2 separate regions of the Homo sapiens genome follow, and region 2 is linked to region 1. Evidence: read pairs that join two places in POLR2A ChIA-PET (ENCODE). Cell type or tissue: endothelial cell of umbilical vein. All regions are shown on one strand. Each heading gives the region's core, and the rest is flanking DNA. Links, peaks and the distances in the headings are about the cores only.

What was found. ChIA-PET counts read pairs that join two places held together with the same protein. Peaks named below come from ENCODE experiments on the same cell type or tissue, not always from the same donor. Only the 100,000 strongest peaks of a DNase experiment are listed, where the experiment ranks them.
Region 2: POLR2A ChIA-PET joins it to region 1 with 7 read pairs; 2 of 35 experiments call an interaction of 5 or more read pairs at or near these places.

What each region holds. Positions count from the first base shown.
Region 1 is chr2:25,791,922-25,797,306 of GRCh38, forward strand. All of the region lies in intron 5 of ASXL2 (ASXL transcriptional regulator 2), which reads right to left. Among named protein-coding and RNA genes, the nearest start is that of ASXL2, 84 kb to the right of the region's middle. In endothelial cell of umbilical vein, for the core only: no CTCF peak of the experiment used is centred there; a DNase peak (open chromatin) is centred at 2,730; H3K27ac peaks cover 392 bases.
Region 2 is chr2:26,232,595-26,237,979 of GRCh38, forward strand. It overlaps HADHA (hydroxyacyl-CoA dehydrogenase trifunctional multienzyme complex subunit alpha), which reads right to left. Exons shown (of 20, transcript NM_000182.5): 4 at 4,261-4,394; 5 at 1,623-1,761. Among named protein-coding and RNA genes, the nearest start is that of HADHA, 9.3 kb to the right of the region's middle. In endothelial cell of umbilical vein, for the core only: no CTCF peak of the experiment used is centred there; no DNase peak of the experiment used is centred there.

The DNA of each region.
Region 1 (5,385 bases), core at 126-5,125:
AATTTGTTTCCCAAATACCTGGCAAATAATACAGACTGGAGAAGGCATGAGTGTAACAAGTAGTTTCTTTGCTTGTTTATTCATTCATTTCTTGAGACAGGGTCTCGCTCTGTCACCTAGGCTGGAATGCAGTGGTCCCATTATAGAACACTGTAGCCTTGAACTCCCGGGCTCAAGCAATCCTCCTGCCTCAGTCTACCAAGTAGCTGGGACTACAGGCACACACCACCACATTCGGCTAATTTTACTTTTTATTTTTTGTAGAGACAGGAGTCTCACTATATTGCCCAGGCTGGCCTCAAACTCCTGGGCTCAAGTGATCCTCCCACCTTGGCCTCCCAAAGTGCTGGGATTATAGGTGTGAGCCACCACAGCCTGCCTAACAAGTAGTTTAAACGGAGATATTACTTTGGTTGTTATCAATAAACTAATGGCTTAAACAACACTTTTTAGGATTATAACTTTATCCTCCAATGTGGACTGCTCAACAGATTAAAACAATTCTTAACAACACATTTTTTTGTCTAATTAGAAACAAAAATGCTTGCTTCTACATAAACATATAGAAATAAAAGATTAACAAATTCTGATCAAAAGATCGAGTTACTATTATTTGATTAAAAACAAAAAAACAAAAATCATTACATAAAAGAAACCCAAAGAGTAATCTAGTAAATAATTTTTTTCTTTTTTTTTCTTGAAACAGTGTCTCACTTTGTCGCCCAGGCTAGAGTGGAGTGGCGTGATCTTGGCTCACTGCAGCCTCCGAGGCCTCCTGGGTTCAAGTGATTCTCTTGCCTCAGCCTCCCGAGTAGCTGGGATTACAGGTGTGCGCCACCACACCCAGCTAATTTTTGTATTTTTAGTAGAGAAGGGGTTTCACCATGTTGACCAGGCTGGTCTTGAACTCCTTAACTCACGTGATCTGCCCTCCTCGGCTTCCCAAAGTACTGGGATTACAGGCGTGAGCCACCGCACTCGGCTGATAAATTTTTTTTTTTAAAGCTTAATATTAAGTGTTTTCAGAAAAACATTTAAAACAAATTTTAGGCCGGGCGTGGCGGCTCACACCTGTAATCCCAGCACTTTGGGAAGCTGAGGCGGGCAGATCACTTGAGGCCAGGAGTTTGAGACCAGCCTGCCCAACATGGAGAAATTCTGGCTCTACTGGTATGGTGGTGCACGCCTGTAGTCCCAGCTACTGGGGAGGCTGTGGCAGGAGAATCGCTTGAACCCGGGAGGCGAGGTTGCAGTGATCTGAGATCATGCCACTGCACTCCAGCCTGGGTGACAGAGCAAGTTTCTGTCTCAAAAAATAAATAAAATAAATATAACAAAACAAATTTTGGAACTTGAGGCTTATCAGTCAGTTTTACATAGTTCACTGCAGTAGCTTCTCGTTGCTGGATATTTACATACTGCTCACTGAGTTTAAGTCAAAAGGTACATACATACATTATTACAGCATTGAGAATTTTCCATTTCAATGGATGATTATAATGTCGAACAAGGTCAAAAAGATACAGACTATTAATAGTAGATGCATTTGAGTTAAAAGCTTAAGTAAATAATCTCTGACTTAAATTTTTATTTTCTCCCAAAGACATTTAATGGGCCCCTATGAAGTATTAGGGAGAGATCAGACACTGAAGGATTGGTAACAAAATTGAAACTTAAGAACTATATATAGTTGAAGAATTGATTGTTGAAGCACTGATAATAATCGAAGTTTCCGAAATGATTTTGATCTTTAGAAACAGTTATGTTTCTCTTGAGGGAGAGTTTTTATTCTAACAGGTCTTTCTTTAGAGGTAATGGATCCTTTTTAGTTCTAAGTCCCTTCCTCCAACACCAAGTGCAATCTACTCCAAACTAGGCAGGCGGTGTTTCCTGATTATATTCAGAGTCCCCTGGCCTAAATGGGAAAGGCCACACCTCAACACTTTCCTTGCTTCTGGGTAGTCTAACTATCCAAAGCCCTAACAGTGTAGCCATCTTTAACACAACACAGTGCTAAAACCTCCAATTCAGCCACCAATAATAACCTCAGAGGAAAAGAGAAAATCTCCTAAAGGTCTCTCTCCATCTAAGTTAACTTGCCAAAAAAAGTTTTGCCTCCAGTATACTTTTAAAAGGAGACATAATCATACCCATTCAGTAACTTAACACACATGTAAATGTTAGAAGGTAGATAGGTTTATGGTATTTTAAATAACTCCAGACACAATATATATCAAATTCCTGATTTAAAGTAGTTCTGAACAAGCAGTAAAATTAACATTAGTTCACACTAGAGGAAACAGTGATTCCTTACAGAGAAAAGGTATACTTTATGTAATTAATTTCATTCTTAAGACACTTTAAAAGCAGACCAAAATCTAAACAAAACTTTTTCTATCAGAAGATAAAAATAATAGTCCTACAGTTGCTTCATAATGCAATATTTTATTTTGGGGAAAAGGCAGAGACTTCACTTAGCTATGATCATAAAAAAGCAATATAAATAGTGATTTTCGTATTCATTTTTCTGAAGTTATTATTCCACCTTACCTTTATTTGGAATTCCATAAAACTCTTCTCTGAACATTGTGTATCCTGTCTGAAAACTAGCAACCAAAACTACAAACTTTTAAGTCTTCCACTTTACACAGAAATCAATAAACTAGTTTTAATATTGGACTGAATTTCAAAGTTCTATTCTCTGTTCCTATTTGGCTGAAAGGTATACATATATCAAGAAAGTTTCTATCGATTTTCAACTAGAAGTATCAGTTTTGCTGTCAGAGCTCTTTATTTTTGTACATAAAAGGAAGTGGGTTTTGATACTATCTCAGTGTTCTTCCTGTCTTACAATGCATTTGAAATAAAGTGATGTCAGATTGAGAGTAAAGGCCCGAAATAAGAAAAAGTAATAGGCACAATTAGCTTGCTTTACCTTTATTGATAACTAAGATTTAGAACTGCTTTGCTGTATACTCACTGCTGGCTACATGTCTGTCACTTTAATTTGCACTGGACTACAAAAACATCCACAAATATATAATATATACCTACAAATTATATGGTATCTATATCACATGTATGACCCATGAAAGACAGATGCATATTCTATGAGAGACTAAATCATTCTTCATAATTGGTAGCTTGGCATTCATTTCTTGAGAATATCAGAGCTGCTTAAACATGAATCACATGTGACATCATGCGCACCTCTCACCTCACCTTCTAGATACCACACACCGCCCATTTTCCTCTAGGCTTTATTATAGACTACCTGCAACCAGAAAAGAGCTTTATAGAGCATCTCATCTTACTGTAAACTGAGGACAAATAATCAATATTATAATAATTTCTAGAAAAGGAATAAATGAAAAGCAGCTCAAAAACAATTGGACCCAATATTCAATTTGATATTACCTTATTGTTCATGTCTTCTATTATTATGCAGAGTGTGGAGCAAGGTTATGTTATTCATATCTACCTATTCGGCTACTGACAATAGGGTTCTATGGTTAATTCTTGGATCTTCCTACATCTTAACACATTCACCTCAAATTCTTAGAGACAGCCATTAATAACCGTTAGTTATAAGCAAAAGAAACACAGATACAACAGCCACTATTCAAAGAGCAGCATATGTGGCTCTTGAAAAGCAAGGGCCCCAAGTATATTCCCATTTTACAAGACTTTCTTTAATATTGATTTCCCTGTCCCAATCCCATCCAGAAAACATGAATCTTGCTAATTGCTTCCCTTACTTGATGACCTGGCTTGGCTCCTAATCTTAGATCTACAATTCCAAACTTAAAAGGAAAAGCTTAAAATGAGGAGAATCAACACTTGTGAAAAGAAGCGAAAAAATTAAAATAAAAAAAAATAAAATGAGGAGAAGCAGGGGATAGAGACAGCCCTTTACACTTTTGGCTTCACTTTTTCAAAAATACGTGCTTAGTGGACCCCAGGGAATGGAGGGCCCTGGACTACACCTCTTTTCACTACTGACAGGGATTAATTTAAAACCACACATCAACAATTAACTAGTCAGAAGCACCCTCTTTGTCTTGCTTTCATTCCATTTATTCCTAACAATTGAGGTCTGGGTAGCTCTCTAAGTGGTTATCAACTTAAAGCTAAGATTCTCTGATTACAAAGTTCGCTCAAATTATGTATGTAGTAGCTATAGCAGAGAACAGATGAGGCCATCAATTATCTCAATTCTCTCCAGGAGTAGCAAAAACATTAACAGAGGGATGGTAGTGAATTATAACTATTTTTCTAATATAGGCATAGTAACCATTCTGAAGGGACTTAAATGAATGAGTCTAGTATTCCAACATAACCTGAGCTTCTAGCTCCAAAGACAACTCACCTATCATCACTCAAATCTAAAAGGATATTCAAGCTAGAAAAAATCTTGAATGTCTGTTTTGCTCTGGAACATGTCAGTCCTTGTAAAGGAATCATCAAGAGTTGGTTTAAAATTTGCCTTGCCATGTACAGCTAAATTATAAATATTGGGATAAACAAGATTTGCCCTCTTTGAATAGACTCTGACAAGAAGCTACAGAATAATTAGCAGTAATTAGGCAATAATTCATATCCTTAACTGGAAAATCCATTCCAGGGAAGCTGCAGCAACAGACATTATTCCCTAACGAAAGCTTTTCAGGTGAGTTATGAAGTAGACACCAAACGGAATAAGAGCAAAGACCAGCAGACTAAATTCAGTGTTTGCTAGTAGAAATGAAAAGCATTCTTTTCCTAAGGAGGGTTGTTAGAGCATTAAGTGCTCAAAGTTTAGGCAAGTAAAATAAAAGCATCCTAAAAGGCTATGGATGACTTAAGACCTTAAGAACAAATCCAGGTAAAACCTAGAATGTTGTCTGGTGTGGTAGCCACTATCCTCATGTGGCTATTTAAAGTTAAAATAAAATCAAAATTAAATTCCTAACTAGAACTCCACATGTCAAAAAGAAAAGAAATCCAGATACAGGTCTCACACGCTTCACAAAAAATTAACTCAAAATGGATCACAGACCTAAACAAAAATGAAAATTTCTAAAACTCCCAGAACATAACATAACATTGAAGAAAATCTAGGGGTTTTATGATGACTTTTAGATACAAGACCAAAGACACAGTTCACAAAAGAAAAAATGTGATACACTAGACTTCATTAAACATTTCTGATCTGAGAAAGAAACTGCCAAGAAAATACAAAGACAAGACAGGTGCGGCGGGCTGGATGGGCGCAGTGGCTCACACCTGTAATCCCAGCACTTTGGGAGGCCAAGGCGGGTGGATCACGAGGTCAGGAGTTCAAGACCAGCCTGGCCAACATGGTGAAACCCCACCTCTACTAAAAATACAAAAATTAGTTGGGTG
Region 2 (5,385 bases), core at 136-5,135, 440 kb after region 1:
TCAAGCACGTCTACTTACAGTGTCCTAGTTGGCTTTGCTTTTGCCTTTGCTCACACCATACCATATGCGGAATTGTTTTTCCCTCCATATTCTGGTTAATCAAATTCTGCTTATAGTTTAGGACCAGGCACAGGTTTTCTTAATTAATATAGTCATGTGTCACATAATGAGGGGGATATGTTCTGAGAAATGTACCATTAGGAAATTTTGTTGTTGTGTGAACATCGCAGAGTGTACTTACACAAACCCAGATGGCAGAGCCTGCTACACATCTAGGCTATATGGGATAGCCTATTGCTCCTAGTCCAGCAGTCCCCAACCTTTTTGACGCCAGGGACAGGTTTTGTGAAAGGCAATTTTTCCAAGAACTGGGGGTGGGGTGGGAGGGAGTGGTTTCAGGATGAAACTGTTCCACTTCAAATCATCAGGCAATAGAGGCCAATGGAGTGCGCAACCTGGATCCCTCTCATGTGCAGTTCACAACAGGGTTCCAGCTCTTATGAGAATCTAATGCCACTGTTGATATGACAGGAGGCGGAACTCAGGTGGTAATGTTCACTCGCCCACTGCTCACCTCCTGCTGTGGGGCCCAGTTCCTAACAGGCTATGGCCTGGGAACTGGGGACCCCTGTCCTAAGGGGCTACAAACCTGGACTGCATGTGACTATTGAATACTGTAGGCAACTGTGGCACAGTGATAAGCATTTCTGTATCTAAACACAGAAAAGGTATAGAAAAATGTAGTGTTACAGTCTTATAGAACCACTGCTGTATGTGCAATTGGTCATTGAAACGTTATGTGGTAAATGACTGCATATGTGAAAGTGTCTGGCACAGAGTTCAGCATGTGAAAAGTGCTCAATGAATGTTTCCTTTTCCCCTTCTTTTCTTTCCTACATGTTCGGGTCTAGTAAGCATCTCTTCTCTCAAATCTTCTATTATTTACCGTCTTTACTACTGACAAAGCACTTATATTATGCTTTATGTGTCTCAACCAGACTTAAGTAGCTTAAGAGCCTAGATCACACTTCTGAATCTTTGCCCTGCAAACTTGAACAAGATTTTTACAGCTGAAAAGGACATTAGAGATGCAGTTCAAATGAAAACATCACACCTTCATTTACTTGCTTTGTGCCACTTGCTCTGTGTCATGTGGATTAAGGATTAACACCTATCCAGAAGTTTGATAACTAAAAACAAAGCTATTTAGGCACAGTGGCTCACACCTGTAATCCCAGCACTTTGGGAGGCCGAGGCGGGAGGATCACCTGAGGTCAGGAGTTTGAGACCAGCCTGGCCAACATGGTGAAACCCCATCTCTACTAAAAATACAAAAATTAGCTGGGCATGGTGATGCACACCTGTAATCCCAGCTACTGGGGAGGCTGAAGCAGGAGAATTGTTTGAAGCCAGGAGGCAGAGGTTGCAGTGAGCCAAGATCGTGCCATTGCTCTCCAGCCTGGGAGACAAGAGCAAAATTCCGTCTCAAAGCAAAAAACAAAAAACAAAGCGGATTCTCCTCCAGAAACTTTTTCCAGGCAAAGCAGTAGCCTAAGGGTTTACAGCTGATGAATGCCACCAATGAGTTGGACAGTGTCTCAATAACTTTAGAATATCTATACCTCAAGTCCTCCTCCCAGGCAGGATCCATTGATGGCAGCCACAATAGGCTTTGTGGACTTTTCAAGTTTCTCAACTATTCTCTGTGCTTCTTGTGATAGCTGTGTTACTTCTTGAAGGGTCTTGCAAGCGGCTAACATGCTGCATTATCCATAAAAGTAGAGAACAGAGAAAAAGATAAAACTATAATTTATTTGGTTCAATACTTATTCACTATACACTTATCCTATCATGCATCAATATTTGATGACAAATCTTCAAATAGAAGGTTAAGAATGATTTTGCTTCAAATAGCACAATAGCAGCAACATCATTTCTCCATAAAGAGTGTTAAACTTCTGGATCCATGAGACCATCCCGGCTAACACGGTGAAACCCCGTCTCTACTAAAAATACAAAAAATTAGCTGGGCATAGTGGCGGGCGCCTGTAGTCCCAGCTACTTGGGAGGCTGAGGCAGGAGAACAGTGTGAAACCGGGAGGTGGAGCTTGCAGTGAGCCGAGATCGCGCCACTGCACTCCAGCCTGGGCGACAGAGTGAGACTCTGTCTCAAAAAAAAAAAAAAAAATTCTGGATCCAGAAAACATAAATGTGTTGCATAATTTATTTTTACTTCTGTAATAAATCATTAAATTACAAAGCTTGGTACAAGGGAAAATCATCTTTGGTAAATTACTTCACTATCAGATTAAACATTTCACTATCAGGTAGTTAACAGCAATAAAAATGACGCAAAAGAAAAGCTTCCAGGTTGTTTAGAGAAATCTAAAACATTTTAACAGATCCCACTAATGAATAAAAATGACCAGGTAGGCCAGGCATGGTGGCTCATGCCTGTAATCCCAGCACTTTGAGAGGCCAAGGCAGGTGGATCACCTGAGGTCAGGAGTTCGAGACCAGGCTGGTCAACATGGTGAAACCGCGTCTCTACTAAAAATACAAAAATTAGCTGGGCGTGGTGCTGCATTCCTGTAGTCCTGGCTACTCGGGAGGCTGAGGCGAGAGAATCACTGGAACCTGGGAGGTGGAGGTTGCAGTGGGCCGAGATCGCACCACTGTACTCCAGCCTGGACAGCAGAGGGAGACTCCGTCTCAAAAATAAATAAGTAAATAAAAATGATCAGGTGCAATGATGTTCCACTCAATGTCCTTTAATTTCAGTTTGTTTCATTTGCTATTTTGTGAACACACTTAGGATATGGATTTTGTACTTTTGACCAAGGATAACTAGTATATTCTGTAATTTTATACACTGAGAGTTGCTCAGCTGGCCTCATAGAAGCTACATGTATTTTCCTCTGGATATAGGTAGCTACTGCCAGGTACATCAGTGTCTTGTTAGACTTTATAAATGTTCTGTTTAATGTTAATTTTTTAGAAGACCCAAAATTATCTTATCAAGTGGTTTTTCTTCTAGCTGAATTATTTGTGCCTAACAAGAGACTGATTACTACACATAAATAATTACACTTTCAGTACAAATTACTAAACCTACAATGCTGGCTATCATTGTCTAAAATACAAAGAACATAACAAATACCCATATTTTAATGGAATTGACAACTTAACATTTTAACCTATTAAACTGACACTAAAATATCATTTCCCCTCCTTATGTATGTGTAAACAATTGTAAATAAGTTAATGTAGGCATGCATTCCACCATTTAGCAGAGGAAAAGAAAATACTAGCTGCATCTGTAAAGCTGCCTTTAACAATCAAGTCCTACCACCCACTTCATTTCCCCAAAGCAGCCATCTTCATGTTTGTAGTGTCTCCTTCCAGACCAACTACGATTGTGTCCATAAATAGTATCAAGAATTATTCCATGTTTGGTTTTAAAACATTTATAGAAACTATATACTGTATGAAACATTCTGCAATTTGCTTTTCTTTTAACTTAACCTTATGTTTTTGAGTTCTAACATCATATTGTGGATCTAGTTAATTCCTTTTACCTGTTTTGTAGTATTCTATTGTGTGAATAGTCCACATTTTACTTACCCATTTTCCTACTGACTGACATTTGGTTTTAAATTCTTCATTATTTCACACTACACAGGACCAAACATCCTTGTACACTGGTTCTTATAAACAAGGGGTGAGATTTCTCTAGATCACATGATGTGTGTGTGTGTGTGTGTGTATATATATATATATATACTCTGTGTGTGTGTGTGTGTGTGTGTGTGTGTGTGTGTGTGTGTATATACTTTTTTTTTTTAAGACAGTCTCACTCTGTCACCCAGGCTGGAGTGCAGTGGTGTGATCTCGGCTCACTGCAACCTCTGCCTCCCAGGTTCAAGGGATTTTCGTGCCACAGCCTCCTGAGTAGCTGAGATTACAAGCGTGTGCCACCATGCCTAATTTTTGTATTTTTAGTGGAGACAGGGTTTCACCATGTTGGCCAGGCTGGTCTTGAGCTCTTGGCCTCATGTGATCCACCTGCCTCGGCCTCCCAAAGTGCTGGGATTACAGGCAAGAACCACCACACCCAGCCTGATACGTACATTTTCAATTTTACAGGCCTGTGTCACTGTGCCCAGCACTTCTACTTTCTTTTAAAAGGAGAAATTATTAGGCCTAAGAAACACACTATTAACCAAGATAAAAGGTGACTTCAAGTTTCCTAAAACTTACTTGATATCAGCACCTGCAATAAAGCAGCCTGGCTTTGATGAGATAAGGACGGCACTTCTGATTTGATCACTAGCCCAGATTTCATTCATAACTTCTGAGAACTCTGAATGTAGCTCTTTACTCAGTGTATTTACCTGCCAAAGGGAAATATATACAGGTAAGGGTTTAAATTTGAAGCACTGGATGTACGTACCACCATCAAATGCTATTTTGATTATAAGAAATATACTTATCCGGCAGAAATATACTGTTAGAAGAGAGTAAGAAATATCATTCTCCCAGCAAGTCAGTAGCTTTCTATTCAGGCAGCTTTGGCCCACTACAAGCACCCCTTCCTTTAAAAATAGGTCTTCTCAAAGGAGAAACTCAGGGTCATCCTCAGAGTTTGAATCATATGTAGGCTATAAACAAATAGGTCTACAAACATTTATTGGCATGGAAAAAATCTGCATAATGTTAAGAAAAAAATGAAATACAAATAAGACATATAGGCCAGGCATGGTGGCTCATCCCTGTAATCCCTGCACTTTGGGAGGCCAAGGTGGGCGGATCACTTGAGTTCAGGAGTTCGAGACCAGCCTGGGCAACATAATGGAACCTTGCCTCTACAGAAAATACAAAAATTAGCCGGGCCTGACAGCACACGCCTATAGTCCCAGCTACTCAGGAGGCTTAGGTGGGAGGATCACCTGAGCCTGGGGAGGCTGAAGCTGCACTAACCTGTGACTGTGCCACTGCACTCCAGCCTAGGCAACAGAATGAGACCCTATCTTCAAAAAAAACCATATAGTATGATCTTAGTTTTGTAAATATTATTCATTGAAACTGAATTAAATGTGATTATCCCATGGAAGATACCAAGAAAAAGATGTGGTTATCTTTAGGTTTGAATTATGAATGTTTATTATTTTCTTCTTTATAATTTTTTATAGTTGAAAAATTTTCTACCATTGACATATATTACTTTTGTGTTCAGGAAAAATGTCCAACCTAAGAAAATTCTGAAAAAATATCTTAAGCTTGAATCATTGGTTAGTGAGTGCTAAAATTTACTCTAGTAAAGGGGAATGGCTCTTATTTACCTTAATTTGTGATAGTTGTCAACTGCTTCCATCTAGGTCTTAT